3 separate regions of the Homo sapiens genome follow, and regions 1 and 2 are each linked to region 3. The links are chromatin loops, found by intact Hi-C in ENCODE. Cell type or tissue: IMR-90. All regions are shown on one strand.

What was found. A loop is a pair of places that touch in the nucleus more often than their neighbours do. Peaks named below come from ENCODE experiments on the same cell type or tissue, not always from the same donor. Only the 100,000 strongest peaks of a DNase experiment are listed, where the experiment ranks them.
Region 1: a loop joins it to region 3, with 22 times the contacts of the local background. A loop is called at or near these places in 62 of 110 quality-filtered maps.
Region 2: a loop joins it to region 3, with 4 times the contacts of the local background. A loop is called at or near these places in 5 of 110 quality-filtered maps.

Annotation. Positions count from the first base shown.
Region 1 is chr3:127,541,342-127,546,341 of GRCh38, reverse strand. It overlaps LINC02034 (long intergenic non-protein coding RNA 2034), which reads right to left. Exons shown (of 7, transcript XR_007096067.1): 6 at 2,819-2,958. Among named protein-coding and RNA genes, the nearest start is that of LINC01471, 6.1 kb to the right of the region's middle. In IMR-90, a CTCF peak has its summit at 1,903 (motif pointing right); a DNase peak (open chromatin) is centred at 1,941; H3K27me3 peaks cover 1,359 bases.
Region 2 is chr3:126,833,595-126,838,594 of GRCh38, reverse strand. The region is part of intron 4 of CHCHD6 (coiled-coil-helix-coiled-coil-helix domain containing 6); the gene reads right to left. Among named protein-coding and RNA genes, the nearest start is that of CHCHD6, 130 kb to the right of the region's middle. In IMR-90, a CTCF peak has its summit at 2,464; a DNase peak (open chromatin) is centred at 2,864.
Region 3 is chr3:126,750,110-126,755,109 of GRCh38, reverse strand. The region is part of intron 4 of CHCHD6 (coiled-coil-helix-coiled-coil-helix domain containing 6); the gene reads right to left. Among named protein-coding and RNA genes, the nearest start is that of CHCHD6, 48 kb to the right of the region's middle. RefSeq lists enhancers at 2,477-2,576, 2,550-2,844, 2,610-2,904, 2,657-3,294, 3,933-4,570. In IMR-90, a CTCF peak has its summit at 2,699 (motif pointing left); DNase peaks (open chromatin) are centred at 1,629 and 2,679; H3K27ac peaks cover 946 bases.

The DNA.
Region 1 (5,000 bases), 790 kb before region 3:
AACTGAGGCCTGCTGCCCAAGTGTCACAGCTAAATGGAGGCAGAGCTGGGGCTCCGAGCCCCAAGGTGAAGGGAAGAATGTGCTTCTTCACAGCATGTCTCCAGAAGCCCCAGGAGTGACTAGCTGGCCGGCCCCGAACCCCACTGGCCTCAGTTTCCCCTTGGAGGATAGCCCCATCCATGGTCTCTGGCTCTTAGGGTCTCTGAATTCATTCACATCTTGAAAGTTGCAGTTGGGAGTCTCAGGTCTGGTGGCAGGAAACTGAGGAGACAGTCGTGGAATCGGGGTGGGGAGTGGTGCGGGAGGATTGTTTGTTCCCTCAGAGACTCTCTAGTGTATGTGTCCCTTGTCAGCTAAGCAAGACGGGCTCACCACAGCAGGTGGGCTCAAGCCCACCTCAAGCAGAGGTGGCCCAGGTGGCAAACTCAGGTGCTGGGGGAGCAGGGCAGGACACCAGAGGGGCATGGGATTCGGAGAGTGGGGGCTGTGACCTCTGGTTTGAAGGGGCATCTGCAGACAACCCCGTGCAGAGCCAGGGCTCACACTGCCATAGCCAGTGCCACAGACTGTTGAAGAGATGCCGAAAGCCAAAACATCTTCGACGTGAAGGCTCCCAATGTTGTAGAGTTGGCAACGGATTCAAATTTTCAAAGCTATACAGGTAAAACAAACTAGTTCTAAGGGCTGAATTCAGCTGGAATGGCTGTTTCTGCTCAAATCCAGCTCTGCTTCTTGTTCGGAACCTCAGTTTCCTGATCCATTAAATAAGCCTAACAGTTCCTCCTGGTGGAGGATCATGTGGGCCAATAAGTAATAATAAAGCGGCTGTGCACAGACGAGTGGTATCATTAGTCCCCACCACAGCAGAGGGAGCGGCTCCAGCAGGCTTGAAGCAGCCTCCTCCGAGCGCACATGGTGTAAAATATAGATTATTCCTGCCACAGACACAGGCCCTGCCTGAGAGGCACCCGCTGAAATCCTGACCTCCCCCTTCTCCGGTGCTGGTCCTTAAACAGCCCCCATTCCTACTGGTCTCTTGGCCTTTGCACTTGCAGTCCCCTCCTCTGGGAGCACCTCCCCAGACTGTGGTGTGGCTGGCTCCATTTTTCCATTCAGGCCTCAGCTTAAATGTTACCTCCTCGGAGAAGCACTTGCTCGGTCGCTCCACCCTGCTTAACTCTGCCTCCTGCATGATGCTTTGGATCTCTGCCTTCCTCATGATGCTTCGGATCCCTGCCTGCCTAGGACCGTGGGTCTCCCCGCCCAAGTGTGTGCGCCATCTGTGCAGCCCTTCCTCTTCCTGCTCACCCAGACCCCAGCTCAGGGCCCTGATTCACATGATGGGTTCTCAAGGAATGAATGAATGGATGGATGGATGGGCTGGCTGGGATTGGGGCTGTTCTCCTTTCCAGGGGATCCAATTAGAGGAAAGTCCCTGAGTGCAGCAGCTGCCCAGCCCTCCCCAGCAGGCAGACAAAGTCCATCTGGAGGCTTTGTTTAAAAATGCTGAAATCAGGCCGCTCAGCTGTACTACCACGGTAGACACAGCCCTCCTGAGGGGTGCAGGCCTGTCTTGCCCAGTTTTGCTGGGCTCTGCAAAAAGAAGTGTGGATTTAGGACTGGTAGATCTTCTGGCTGAGAGACCCTGGGGCCCTGCTCTTCCATGGAGGCTGTGAGGGTTGGAAATTGCCCAAGGTCACAGTGAGGTTGGGACCAGGGCTGAGGGAACAGTGGGGCAGGGACAGGCTCAGCACACAGTGGCAGTGTGAGGGTCTGGGTGGGAGGGGGCACAGGGCCTTCTGTCCTCTTTGTGGTGAGGTGACAGATGGCTGATTGAGCCCTCCTCCTGCCTTAGCTGGGGCCACAGCCCTCCCAGGGCTGTCTCTCCAGGCCACCTTGCACATGGCCACCAGAGGGCGATGTCTTAAACAAAATTGCTCCCGCTTACAATCCTGCAGTGGCTGCCCGGCCTCAGGACAGTTGAGCCTCCAGCCAGGTGCGTGAGGCCGCTCGGTGCCCCAGACCTTGCCCCGCTGCACAAGGGCCAGCATGCCGCTGCCTCCGACCTTCGCCCTGTGCCTCATCTTTGCCCAGCATCCCTCCAGGACTGGGTTCACAGGTGGCCATGGTCCACAACCCTTCCCTGGCCTGCCCCCACCCCAGGCAGGTCAGAAGCTCTGGAGCCCTGCTGTCCCTGTGCTCTGGGCAGGGGTTCAGGCTGGAGGAGGAGGGACAGAAGGATGGGAGACTCTTGGAAGAGCGGCTTCCTCCTTGGTTGTGTGGCTGAGGCTGCGTATTTGATGTTTAAGAGGAGTGTTACCACAAAGCTACTCTCATCAATGCTGCCACACTCCCTGCCCACCTAGTCAAAAAGACAAAGTGAATGTAGGATGAATGAACAAATGAGTGAATGAGCACATTCTGCCCCGTCTCTTCTCTTTCCCTCACGCCTCACATCCGGCCTGTGAGGAAACCCTGCCACCTCCACCTCCAAAATACACCCAGAATCTGACCTCCCGCTCCGGCTCTGTTCCCACCGTGGTGTGGGCCACCCGCCCCACCACTCCTGAGCTGTTGCCGCAGCCTCCTTGCTGGCCTTGCTGCTTCTGCTCCTGCCCCATAGCAGCCAGAGGGACCCCCCTCCTAAACCCAAAGTCAGGTCCCGTCCCTCCCTCCTCTGTTCCACGCACTCCATGACCTGCTCAGAGGAAACAGTCCAACAATGGCCTAGAGGCCTGCACGGAGTGCCGGGGACCTCTCTGCCTCATGGTCCCCTCTCCTGGTGCACAGTCCGCTTCCACCACACCCAGCTCCTTACCAGCCCCGGAACATGCCAGTGACAGCCCTGGCCCTGGGTCTCTGCACATGCTGTTCCAGATGCTCTTCTCCCATCTTGCCCGCCCCTTCACTTCCTTTGGGTCTCTTGCCCAAGTCTCCAGGAGGCTTTCCCTGACTGCCCTGTGATAAAAGAAAAACTTTAGTTGAATTAAATTTAAAGAAGTTTAATTGAGCAATGAACGATTCAGGAATCGGGCAGCCCGCAGAATCACAGAAGAGTCACAGAGACTCCAGCGCAGATACATGGCGGAAGAAGATTTATAGACGAAAATAGGAAAATGACGTAAAGAAATCGGCATTCAGGTACAGAAACAGCTGGATTGGTTATAGGTTGGCGTTTGCCTTATTTGAACACAGTTTTTCCAATTTTGTCTACCTATTAAGTTAGGTTACAGTTCATCCACAAGGACTAACATATAGAAGTATGAAGTCCTTCTCAGGCCATTTTTAGTTTGCTTTAACACCTGTCATGCTCTACCTGTGGCTTTTCTCCTGGCTCTGTATTGTCGCCAGGCATGCTGTATTTCCTTCTGTCCGTGGCCAGCCTCCTCTGTTAGGTGGGAGCTCCGCCCTTTTCCCTGTTTCCAGGACAGTGCTCCACACGTGACAGATGCTCAGTGTTTGCTGGCTGGATGTGTCCGTGCCAGGTGGGGCAGAGGGGCCTGTGGGGCTGCCTCCTCCTGCCTGCATGTGTGGGGCAGGAGTGCTGGAGTCAGGCTGGGCCCCACTCCTGTGTCTCCTCTGGGTGTGTTTGGTGGTGGCCAAGCCCTGTGTTTGTTTAGGCAGCAGGCTTGCTCTGAGTTGGAAGGAGAGGTTGCGTGGTGCAGAGTGCCCGCGTTACTGGCCACCCTTGGTGACAGCCAGTGCCGCCGCCGTCCCTGAGTGTATGGAGTGGGCCTGTCACAATATTTGTTTAACAGGCGGCGGCACATTAAGCCAGGCAGCAAACACAGCACTGCCAAGGGGAAGCCTCCTGTGCCGCTGGGATCCTTTGCCATGCTAGTGACATGCTGCCCTTCTCCTGTGTCTGGCCTGACCGCCCGGGGCCCAGCCTGGCCAGGTTGCATGTGTCCCTCATGGTTCTGCCTCCTGGTTTCCTTCCAGCCCAGGGCCACCCATGCTCATCCCTGCCTTCCATCTTCTTGGGCCCTTTTGAACTTTTGGGCCCTGGCCCCCAAAGCCTGAAGTCAGCCCAGCTCTCCCAGAATCCCAGCTCCTGAATGCTGCAACAAGGACACCCTACCACGCAGAGCCCTCAGTCTCGGGGCCACCTGGTAGCCCCAGGCTTTCCGCCTCTCAGAGCAGGATGAGGGTGGGTAGGACCTGCTCTGGTCAGGGCTGTGGAAGGGCCAGGTGCTGGGACACAGGAATCCAGCTGTCTATTTGAACTTCTCTTGCTTGTCTGTCTGGCCCATCTATGTCTGAACATCTGTCTGACCACCTGGCTCCTCCCGTCTGTCTGCCTGTCCCCTCTGTCTATGTGCCTGCCTGTCTGTCTGCTTGGGTGTCCCCATGTACCAGACCCTGGGCTGGACCTGTACACAGACTTGCCCATGGAATACATCCAGCATCCCCATTTCACAGATGTGGTACATGAGGCCCAGCGTATCACAAGGTGCTGGGATCCACTGCTTACCCAATGCAGTCTTGGGGCCCCAACCTGCAGACCCCATCACACTGATGGCCGCTCTCTTCCCTTTCTCTGCACCTCACTGTGCTCCTGCCACCCCTCGCCCCATTGCCTTGCCCCCACCTGGAACCTTGTCCCTTCTCTGGGCTGCCCCCCTTAGTCGTGCCCCCAACCTGCAGAAGCTGCCTCACCCAGCCACTCCAGCCTGGTGTGACTCCCCCACCTCACACTCCCACAGCTCAGTGAGTCTGAAACACACAATTTAGCGCTTAATTATACACTCTGCTCACTAATTATTTTGTGCCTTATCTCCTCAACTCGCATGAGCTCCTCCAGGCAGAGCCAGCTCTTGCTCTGGCTCTGGGCTTGGCACAAACCTCCTTGTAGGCTACCTGGGCAGGGGGTGGCCACGCCCTTAGCCTGCAGCAGGGCTGAGAGCACCTAGTGGCCACAGGTATGGAAGGAAGGCAGCCTTTCCACTGGTGTTACTCGTATTTCTCTAGTTGTGGGGGCTCAGGGATAAGGCAGGATT
Region 2 (5,000 bases), 83 kb before region 3:
ACAGGTGCACACCATTCCATGAGGTTGGCACAATTCAGAGGGAGATGCAGCTGATTAAGGGACTGCAGAAATGCAGACCTTCCTTCATTGACATCAAATGGGTCCTGCTGAGGCCCAAGCCTGGAAGAGTGAGGAGGGGCAGAGCTGAACAGGCATTGTTGACCCTAGGACCAAGTCCCAGCTCCTTCAAAGGCACAGAAAAATCAGGAGAGGCTGCTTCTCTAGGGTCATCTTCCTCACTTTCCAAAACCACCTACCTGTGCCAGGAGGGAGAGGCAACTCAGAAACATGCCAAGAAGAGGGATGCTCAAAGCCATGTCTTTGTTCCTCATTACACGATACAAATTTTCCAAGAGTCACTGATGCCTCACAAGGAAACTTTGAAAAAACATTCTATTACAAGACCATCTGCTGAAATACTGTAGGCTCTCTGCAGCCCCCATTTCCTTTTATTACCAGGGAAAGCCTCATGAAAATTAGTCTCATTCTGAAGGCTTGTGTCTGCTCATGCTGCTTTCTTCCAAATCTCCACCTGCAGGCTGCAGTGCTGACACTGCTCCCCCGCCCCATCTGCACTGTGGACATGGTGCCCATGGCTGGGAGAATGAGGGAACGGAGGCTTCAGGTGTGAGGGATCACAGGACAGATGGCCTCTCAGGCAACCAGAGCCTGCTCTCCTCCGTGTTGCCCAAGTAAGAAAAGAACAAGACAGCAGGGAAGGAGACGGTGGAAATGCTCAGGGATGGTTAACTCTGTGTATGTCTGACACATTTTATCCAATAAGTACCACATTCTCTGCAGCCTTCCTTCCTCTTAGCAACACCTAGATATTGGTCAGGGCAAAAGCATAATCTTGGTCATGACAAAACAAGAATCAGTGACACCTCATGAAACAACCAGGCATGAATCTATAAAAGCAACAGTGACCATTTATTACCAGTCAGTAAATAATTCCTTAAGTGTTCCATTAACTTATACAATAACCTAGTGAAATAGATATTATTAAACACTATGTATATATGTATGTATGAATGAATGAGACAGGGTCTTGCTCTGCCACCCAGGCTAAAGTACAATAGCATGACCTGGGCTCACCCCAGCCTCGACCTCCTGGGCACAAGCCATCCTCCCACTTCAGCCTCCCGAGTAGCTTGGACTACAAACACACCATGCTTGGCTAATTTTTTAAATTTTGGTGAGATGGGGTCTCACTATGTTGCCTAGGCTGGTGTTGAACTCCTGGGCTCAAGCAATCCTCCTGCCTTGTCATCTTAAAGTGCTAGAATTACAGGGTGAGCCACCACACCCAGGCTAAACCCACTTTAAAGGCAAGAAAAATGAGGCACAGAGTAATGAAGTCACCCAGAGCCACATAATCAATACATGGCAGAGGTAAAGTTTTAAAGTAATGGGCTTCATCTCCTGGTGTAATAAGATCTTACCTGGTATAATTTTCCAAGCAAGGCTATCTTAAGACATCATGATATCATCTCTGCAATGTCTAATAAAGTTCTAGGGCACAAGGATGATAAGGTCGGAAATGAAATGTAGAGCCACTCTGGCGCACAATTCCCTTTAGTGGAGGGCTGGGAGGAACCCCAGATTTGCACAGAGTAACAATTAACCACAAGGGAGCTTGGACCGGTGAAAGCCCAAAGCGATGTCCATTTCTCCTCAGGAAGAGCAGGCCAGTCCCCCGCACTTGCTCCTGGCGTCCAACAGTCCTTACCTGTCGACATCCTCAGCGCACTGTCTTCCTGGGCATGTGCCATGAATTTTGTTCCTCCAGAGCAGAGCCAGCCTGGCTCAGGCAGAACAGCTGAGCCCTGGTCTACACAGGCATACCTAGCTCAGCCAGCACCTCCGTATCCCTGCAGACGCCCTCTCTCCTCTCAGCATCTCCGCACAATCTCTGCTACAGCGCTTTGCCTCTCCCGGTCAGTGTCCCCACTGCTGTTTCACTCTTGTGTGCACTGTCTTCAGTACCAAAATTGTACTGAATGCTTGTGGAACCAGGACAGTTCTAAAAGCCTGGGATCCTGCGATGAATGAGACACACAGGAAGGGATGGACAGATGAACATAAATTAATGAGTGAATGTGGTGTCAGATGGTGATGAAGGGCTGTGAAGAACAGAGTGGCGGTCCAGAGAGGCAGGGGTGAGGACTCATTCATAGGGAATGACCAGAGAAGGTCCCTCTCAGGAGGTGACATTTGAGCTGAGAGCTGCATGACAGGATAGAAGGCCACGAAGATCTTAGGGAAGTTCATTCCCTGCTGAAAAAACCAATGCAAAGGCCTCTGAGTGGGAACAAACATGACATATTCGAGAGACATAACAAACACCATAACAAATACCTGGGAATGGAGTAGGGGAGTGGTGAGACGCAGCATGAAAAACAGGCTGGGGCCTAACGGCGCAGGGCCTTGCAGCCCTGGTGAGGTGGTGCACTGCCTTCTATGAGCACAGGGGCCACTGGAGAGCTCTGAGCAAGATAGCGATATGATCTATTTATTTATTTTTTAAATGCAGCTCATAAAAGCTGAACTGGAAGGCTGCTGCCCAAGAGGACAGACTGATTATCTCCCTTCCCACACCGTGCACTCACATGTACAGGCACACAAAATATTAACTGTGGTTGTGACAGCTGTAGCTACGGAAAGGTGGCAAGGAGAAACCTTTACAGAAGAAATAATATGCGATTTTCTAGCTGAACACCTTTTAAAAAGTAATGCTGGAGAACAGAATCCCTGCCTGTGAGGGAGGCAAGGGCTGTCTTTAGGTACAGGGTAACAGCATGCTGCTTGAAATAAGCAAGAGTCGGGTAAAGCAGAGCTTACTCATGCTTCTAAATCTGCAGGCTGAAAAGAGAGAGATGGGGAGGGAGAAAAGGAGCCAGTGATTCAGCTCTGCTGCCTGCTGCTTCTCACTGCAGCTCCAAACAGTAAGAGTTCAGAGAAGTTGCTCAAACATGACCAGCAACAGACCTATAGTTCCTTGCAGAGAACAGGAGTGATGAACTGCCCAGTCTCCAGGTGGGAAATTCATGAACTGAGCAGAGCCGGCCAGGTGTGTGTGGTCTTCCATGCCCAGAGAATCCCCACTCCTCCCAGCCCCACTCTGATGGCACTTCAGACCTCAGGGATTGTAAGCCCATGAGTCAGAAAGGTTCTCTGGAGAGCCGTGAGGTTAAGGGAGTCAGAGAAGTGGCCCCTACCTGACCAGAGAACAAGCTGCCTGGCCACTGTCACACCCTCAGCCCGTAACGACGTCAGGCAGGCAGGCAGGTGCCCCACACCTACTGGAGGGATCGGGGCTGTGTGGGGAGCACTGTCCTGCCTCTGCTGTTGGCACCTACACCTGGGCTAAGAGGACAACACTGGAGAATAGGGAACTGTTGGCCTGCAGCTAGGGTGGGGCTCACTGGGCCATCTCCATCAGTTAAGCTCTCAGGGGCCCCTCAGGGGCCCCAGAGGCTGGTCAGAAATCTGTTCCAACTGTTTGTGGATCCATCTAGGATCTCCCACCCGGGCTACTTCTCTGGAGAATGGATATTAGAAACTGGAAAAACACTTTTCCTTGACCTAGTCTCAACCAGCTACAAATACTGCCCATGGCACAGCGGAGCTCTTATTCCTCCAGACACACCAGGGCTTCCAGGGCCTGTGCTTCTGGCTCCTACTGTTCTTTGCCAGAAATGTCTCTTTTTCTATACCCTGCCTGCCCAAGTGCTCTGCTGTTGCCGACTGTCAAGGACCCAGCCAACGCTTCCTTCAGCACCCTATTAAATCCCGTGTTGGAGTCTTGGGGAGGTTCTGTCCAATTTCCAAGTAGGAAGCTGTCCTATATCTAAGTGGAGATCAGATATGTATGCTCCTTCTGTCGTGAAGTAGCCAGGGATAGGCACCCCACTTGGACTCGGATAGTCATCATCACACAAAACTGAACCCTGAATAAATGACACAGAAAGGAGGGACTGATAGAGATTGGCTTGACGGAGACCACAGCAACAGCAGTAGTAGCAAGAGTACAATGATGCAACTGGTAGGGCTTCATGACCTAGGAGCTCCCCTGCTTCTGGCCCATTCCCCAGGCCTGGCCCTCCAGCTCCACACCCACAGGCGACCCCCAACAACTTTCCAATTAATTCCCTCTGCTTATGATAGCCAGAGCTGGTTTCTATGGCTATAATCAAAATCCCTGAATGACTTATTTTGTCTTCTCTCTCCATCCAAACAGAACTGTATCATCTATCTGTACTCCCATAGCACTTAAATATATCCTATAATTATTCTAATTATTCTTATATTAATTGGTCTATAGCTATTGATCCCCCTGCAGATACAGGGGCTTCATGAAAGCAGCAGCCCTGAGTCACTTCTGTGTCCCCACACCTGGCATGAAACTTGGTAGGCACATGATGCATAAATATATGTTGAACTGAATTTACACTTTCAAGATACATTGATTATTTCACACATATGATGAATAATTAAGTAACGTTATTGGTAATTCTTTTTTTTTTTTTTTTTTTTTTTTTGAGACGGAGTCTCGCTCTGTCGCCCAGTCTGGAGTGCAGTGGCGGGATCTCGGCTCACTGCAAGCTCCGCCTCCCGGGTTCACGCCATTCTCCTGCCTCAGCCTCCCAAGTAGCTAGGACTACAGGCGCCCGCCACTACGCCCGGCTATTTTTTGTAGTTTTAGTAGAGACGGGGTTTCACCGTTTTAGCCGGGATGGTCTCGATCTCCTGACCTCGTGATCCGCCCGCCTCGGCCTCCCAAAGTGCTGGGATTACAGGCGTGAGCCACCGCGCCCGGCCACGTTATTGGTAATTCTAACAAAAGCAAAACACAGGCCAGCAAATACAGTGCTGTAATTTTCAACAATCTTCTCGAGAGGTTGTATATTTATTCTCCAAGGACTCATCATTATTATACCACTAAGTATTGAGTGGATGCTAGACAAGGGCCCTGAACTCAAGATGGCATAGCTATCAGA
Region 3 (5,000 bases):
CCACTTTCCTCTGCCCTCGCTAGAGCCAGAACACAGCTGGCCTCCTCTTTTCCAGGCCATCGTTCTTCAGGTACTCGAGGAGCTTGGATTCTCTCCACACTCCCCACTTCATCAGGATTTTAGAATATGACAACTCATTGCCCCCAATGGGAAGATGCCAGACCCAGGAGACTGGCAGCAGCCACACTCCCTCCTTGCAGCCACTGCCCTTCCTGCCCATCAGCTTCTTAGCCTGGAGACGTTCTGAGAGACAGCCTCCCAAAGGCCAAAGCACCAAAGGTGCCTACCATTTCATCTCCAGGGCTCCTAAACAGGTCCTGCTAGAAAAGGTGGCAAGTGGATTCGATGGGGACTAAAAACAAAATTCATCTGGAGGGACGTGATCCCTAAGGAGAGAGACATCAGGGTTCCTAGCAGCAGTTACACTGGCAAAAATCAATCTCCCCTGAAAACCAATTAGGAGCACACAGGATTTTCACTTCGGAAGCCGAGCTGTTAGAGGCAGCCTGCTTTGGAGAGGAAAAGAAAGAATGTTCCTGGACATGCTCGCCTCCTTACCCCAGCTTGCTCCTCTGCCAATAGCCGGTACCTTAGAAAGAGCTCAGCCACAAAGGGTGCCACTGGGTGTTCTGGCACAGATGTCCACAGGGAGATTTGCATGATCCCAAAGGGCTAGGTACATGGCTTAGGGGCTGAAGGGCAGTATATGCTGACAGAGCCAGCTGCTGGCACCATCTCTTGGAAGGAATGATTGCTTTCTAGGACCTATGGCAGGTGAAGCACTGAGCTAGGCACTCTGAAGATGTTTACACTTGATCCTTGCAACAACCCTGTGAAGTCAATATTGCTGTCCCTGTATTACGGATGGGGAAAGTGATGCCCAGAGACACTTAACCAAGGCCACACAACTTGTTTCAGTAACACAGATGAGATTCTTTTAACCTTTTCTACTACCTGCTACCTTCTCTCAAGGCAGTTCAGACTGTGATCCAAAGAACTGCAGCTCTAACTGCTATGACTATTTTATGGACTAATGTGGACAAACCAGAGATTACAGATCAGGGTAACAGGGATGTCAATGCTGCTGGGACTCTAAGGAAGCATGTGAATAATTCTAACAGGATCCCCCGCCTCCACATGGAATTTATACACCACCTTCCCAATAAACACTCAAGCCTGGCAATCCCTTTCCTCTCCACCCCTCTCAGGAAAAGCAGGTACTGCTGAGCTTCTCCAGGCCACGTGCTGGTACCTCTCAGGTAGTACTACTTCCAGCAAGGCTCAGCATGTGCCCACCACAGCCCTTGGTGCCCACTGCCACCCAGACTCGTGCTGGAGCACTGCAGCCCAGAGAGCAGGAAGAACCAAACCCGTGGGCCCTCTCTTCACCCACTGCTGCAGAAAGGCAGCCCACGAAACTCTGGGCAATGCGCCTGTACACCAGAGAGAGAGACAGGGGCAAGGGCAGATGAAGAGAAGCAAGAAGAGAGGCAGGACACTGATCTTTATCTGGGAAGAGAATGCTAGCCAAGGTCCCAATAAGGTTGAGACAAACTCTCTGCTGATGCCACTTCTACAGAGGCCCCGTCCAATGTTTACAGAGAACTCCACCCCAAGGCCGGTCTACAAGCCGCAGCTATGGCAGGCATGCAGGCGGGCTGCAGCATGCTCCTGGAATGTCTTTGGAATGATCTGCACCCAGCTACGAGTGCCTCAGTGCCCCTCCTCCTCAGCCTCCAGGTGGGCAAAAGGACGGCACAGCTCCTGCTGCCGAACCTTGACTTCTTCACAGAAACAAGCAAGCATGACCATATCCAGATGCCAACTTGAGGTTCCTTCATGCAACGGCTGCTTGCCATGGGAAGTCCAAGCCACTGATATGTTAGCTGTTTGCTCCATGTGCCTTCCCTGGGCCCTGAAAAAATCCCCTTGGCTGCCAAAATCGTGTGACAGTCCATCCGCCCCCAAGAAAGTCAGAATCTGCTTGTTTTACAAAAAGCAGCCAAGGAAAAGGCGCTTGAAGGGTGCCACCAGCTACCAAGAGAAGGACTAGTGCAAGGAATCCTCCTATCCCCCGCCCCTCTGCCAGCTGGGGAAGCAGTCCACAGACACAGTTCTTAATTTGGCCTTAACCTCGGGTACCTGGCAATGACAAACAATGTGACTTACGAGGTCTAGGAACAAAGTAGCTGGGGTTGAGGAGTCAATGCCCCAGCCCAGCCCATCATAAAACCCCAATATTTCTCCTTCCTCATCTAATCCCAACTGCTCCTTCTTTACATTTTTCTGGATCCAAGCCAAGCCATCAGTAACTTTCTGGATGAGGAGGAGAACAGGGTGAGAGAAAAGCGGGCCCTTCCTCAGCAAGCCGCGCTAAAGGGGCAGGGAGAACGAACGGGATGCTAAGTCCCCACAGGGCAGTACAAACCTGGTCAACCTGTCCCCCAGGGCAGCCACAACAAAGGGAGGTCAGATAACACTAAAAAGCCAGGTCTCCCAACAAAAAGAGGGCAGGAGATGAAAGATCAGGCCTTGGGTAGAGGGCCTTTCAGCCTCCTCAGCTAGATTTAATCAGTCTCAAAGCTACCAGGTTACAGGCCCTCAGAGGATGACATCGGGGGAAGGGGCCTTCTCCCCACCCTGCCCAAGGCCTTCTCCCAGCACGCCTGTTCTTCCAGCCAACAAGTGGCCCAGGCCTGCCACCTAGTGGGCTCCGCTCACACACCACAGGAAGAGACCGGATCCCAGAAGAGGGGCTGCTGTGACCAGAGTCCTGCCAACAGTTCCAGGACTTCATTCACAAGGCACAGTGGGGTTCTCTCTGGCTGTGGCAACAACCAAAACTGCTGGAGAAAACCGTTTCCCAGGGACCAGTGACAAATGAAAAATAGGAAGGAGTGAGCTGCATTCTCAGAGCCTGGCCTTCTTCCCCACCTTTTCTAAGCCCAAACAGCTCCTGCACCCAGAGCCTGTCCCCAGTGAAGCACAGGATATGCGTGGGACAGGAATGCCAATTTCAAAATGCTAGTCCTAGAGTGCCCCTACTCACACACACAGGTTCTAAGCTCTGGCCTCATCCTAAGACTCTGGCCTAAAAGCTGTGATTTTTAAACGGCCATTAGATGAGTGAATTTTACTATGCATGAGGCCGTGTCCCAGAGGTGGACAGGGTACAAGGCTTTGGAGGGGCATAACTGGTAAACCTCAGAGGGCAGTACAGGCACATTCCATGTGCTGTGCACCTGGTGCTGCTCTAAGCTTGTCCCTTATCTCAAGAAGTCTTATGACTATCCAGGGAGGAGGCAGGATCACCAGCAGGGACAACAGAGGATTCAGTGCCCTGCTCAGGGAGCACAACTGGGAAGCAGGATTCGACCCCAGGCAACCCGGCTCCTGAATTCACACCATGCTGCGGCAGCCTCCAATCCTAGCTGCTAGACATAACAAAAGAAGAATAAATAAAAAACTCACACTCTAAAACCCTAAAAACCCAGGTCTGCTCTGGCTAGAGGGCCCCAGCAAAGGAGCAGAATCTGGGCTACCCTAGAGGATAAGATAAAAATCAAGTTAGGGCAATGCAGGCGCTTTTTTTTTTTTTTTTTTTTTGAGACAGGGTCTCACTCTGTCACCTAGGCTAGAGTGCAGTGTGACATGATCTCGGCTCACTGCAACCTCGACCTCCAAGGCTCAAGCAATTCTCGTGCCTCAGCTTCCCCAGTAGCTGGGACCACAGGTGTACACCATCACGCCTGGCTAATTTTTGTATTTTTTGTAGAGACAGGGTTTTGCCATGTTGCCCAGGCTGGTCTCGAACTTCTGGCCTCAAGCAATCGGCCCACCTCTGCCTCCCAAAGTGCTGGAATTACAGGCATGAGCTACCACACATGGTGGCAAATTCTTATTAGTGAGAAAAAGAACTGCCTTCAAAGAAGTGCAACCAGAGGCCCAGAGAAAAAAAAAAAATAACAGTCCCCCAGAGGCCCGGCAAGGCCTGAACACAAAAGAAAAACATACATTCCTTTTCAGCCCTACCGGTGGTGACTCCAGGGAAAGCCAGAGAGCAAGAAAGATGAGAAGCCTTAGACCACCGTTCCTCTCCCTCCTACCCTTCCAGATCCTCAAGAGGTCAAGATGTTGTGCTGGGGTCAGCACGGGGCACCAACTGCCCTTGCTCAGCTGTGCCTTCTTGTGGAGACAGCAAAGGCAGGGCCCATAGCCATGATGTCAGTTCCTGGAGGAATTTCATCGATTCCTCATTAGCATGGGAGAACTGCCTGCCCACCTGTTAGAAAAACTTTCCATTTATGGTGACAGATGGGGCAGTGTTAATGGGCTGGCTTTAACTGGGAAACAAGGAAGTTCAGGCTCATTGCAAAAGGAATTAGCATTAAAGCTAGGTGGGTCTGCTCATTTACAGGGAGGCTTGGGAGAAAGCTCTGGGAACTTGCCTCACATGCTAGGGGTATCCAGGCACTCAAGACTCAGGCCTAGAGGCAGCCATGCCCAACCAAGGCCTGCCCCTAGCAGACCCTCTAGCACCAAAGGCCACGCTGGCTTGACCTCCATCTCAGTCCTTATCCTGAAGCAATTCCCAGGAGGGAGTCGCCAACTCTGGAGCACTTCTCTCCGATTCTGTCTGATCTGGTAGAAAACACTGCCCCCATCTGAGGTCTGGCCAGGGCCATACTTTGGACAGCCAGCCAGGGGAAGAGCTGTCTGCTTTGCCATGGGTGGCATCTTAACAGATCATCTTCCAAACAGAGACATGCACATCTGGGGTCTCAGTGGAAGCCCTGAGGTCAGCTGCCTGGAAGGCCAGATGAGCACTAGGAGAAAATAGTCAAAGACGACTCTGTGGGATATTCCCTGCTTGGTCCCCAGAAGCAACCCCCATGAATGTCTGGGCAGAATTGACAGCATTGTGCCTTCTCGAGGACCCCTCCACTGCTAACTATGGAGAACTGAGCAGCTATCCCAATTGCGCAATGTTTTGTAAATGA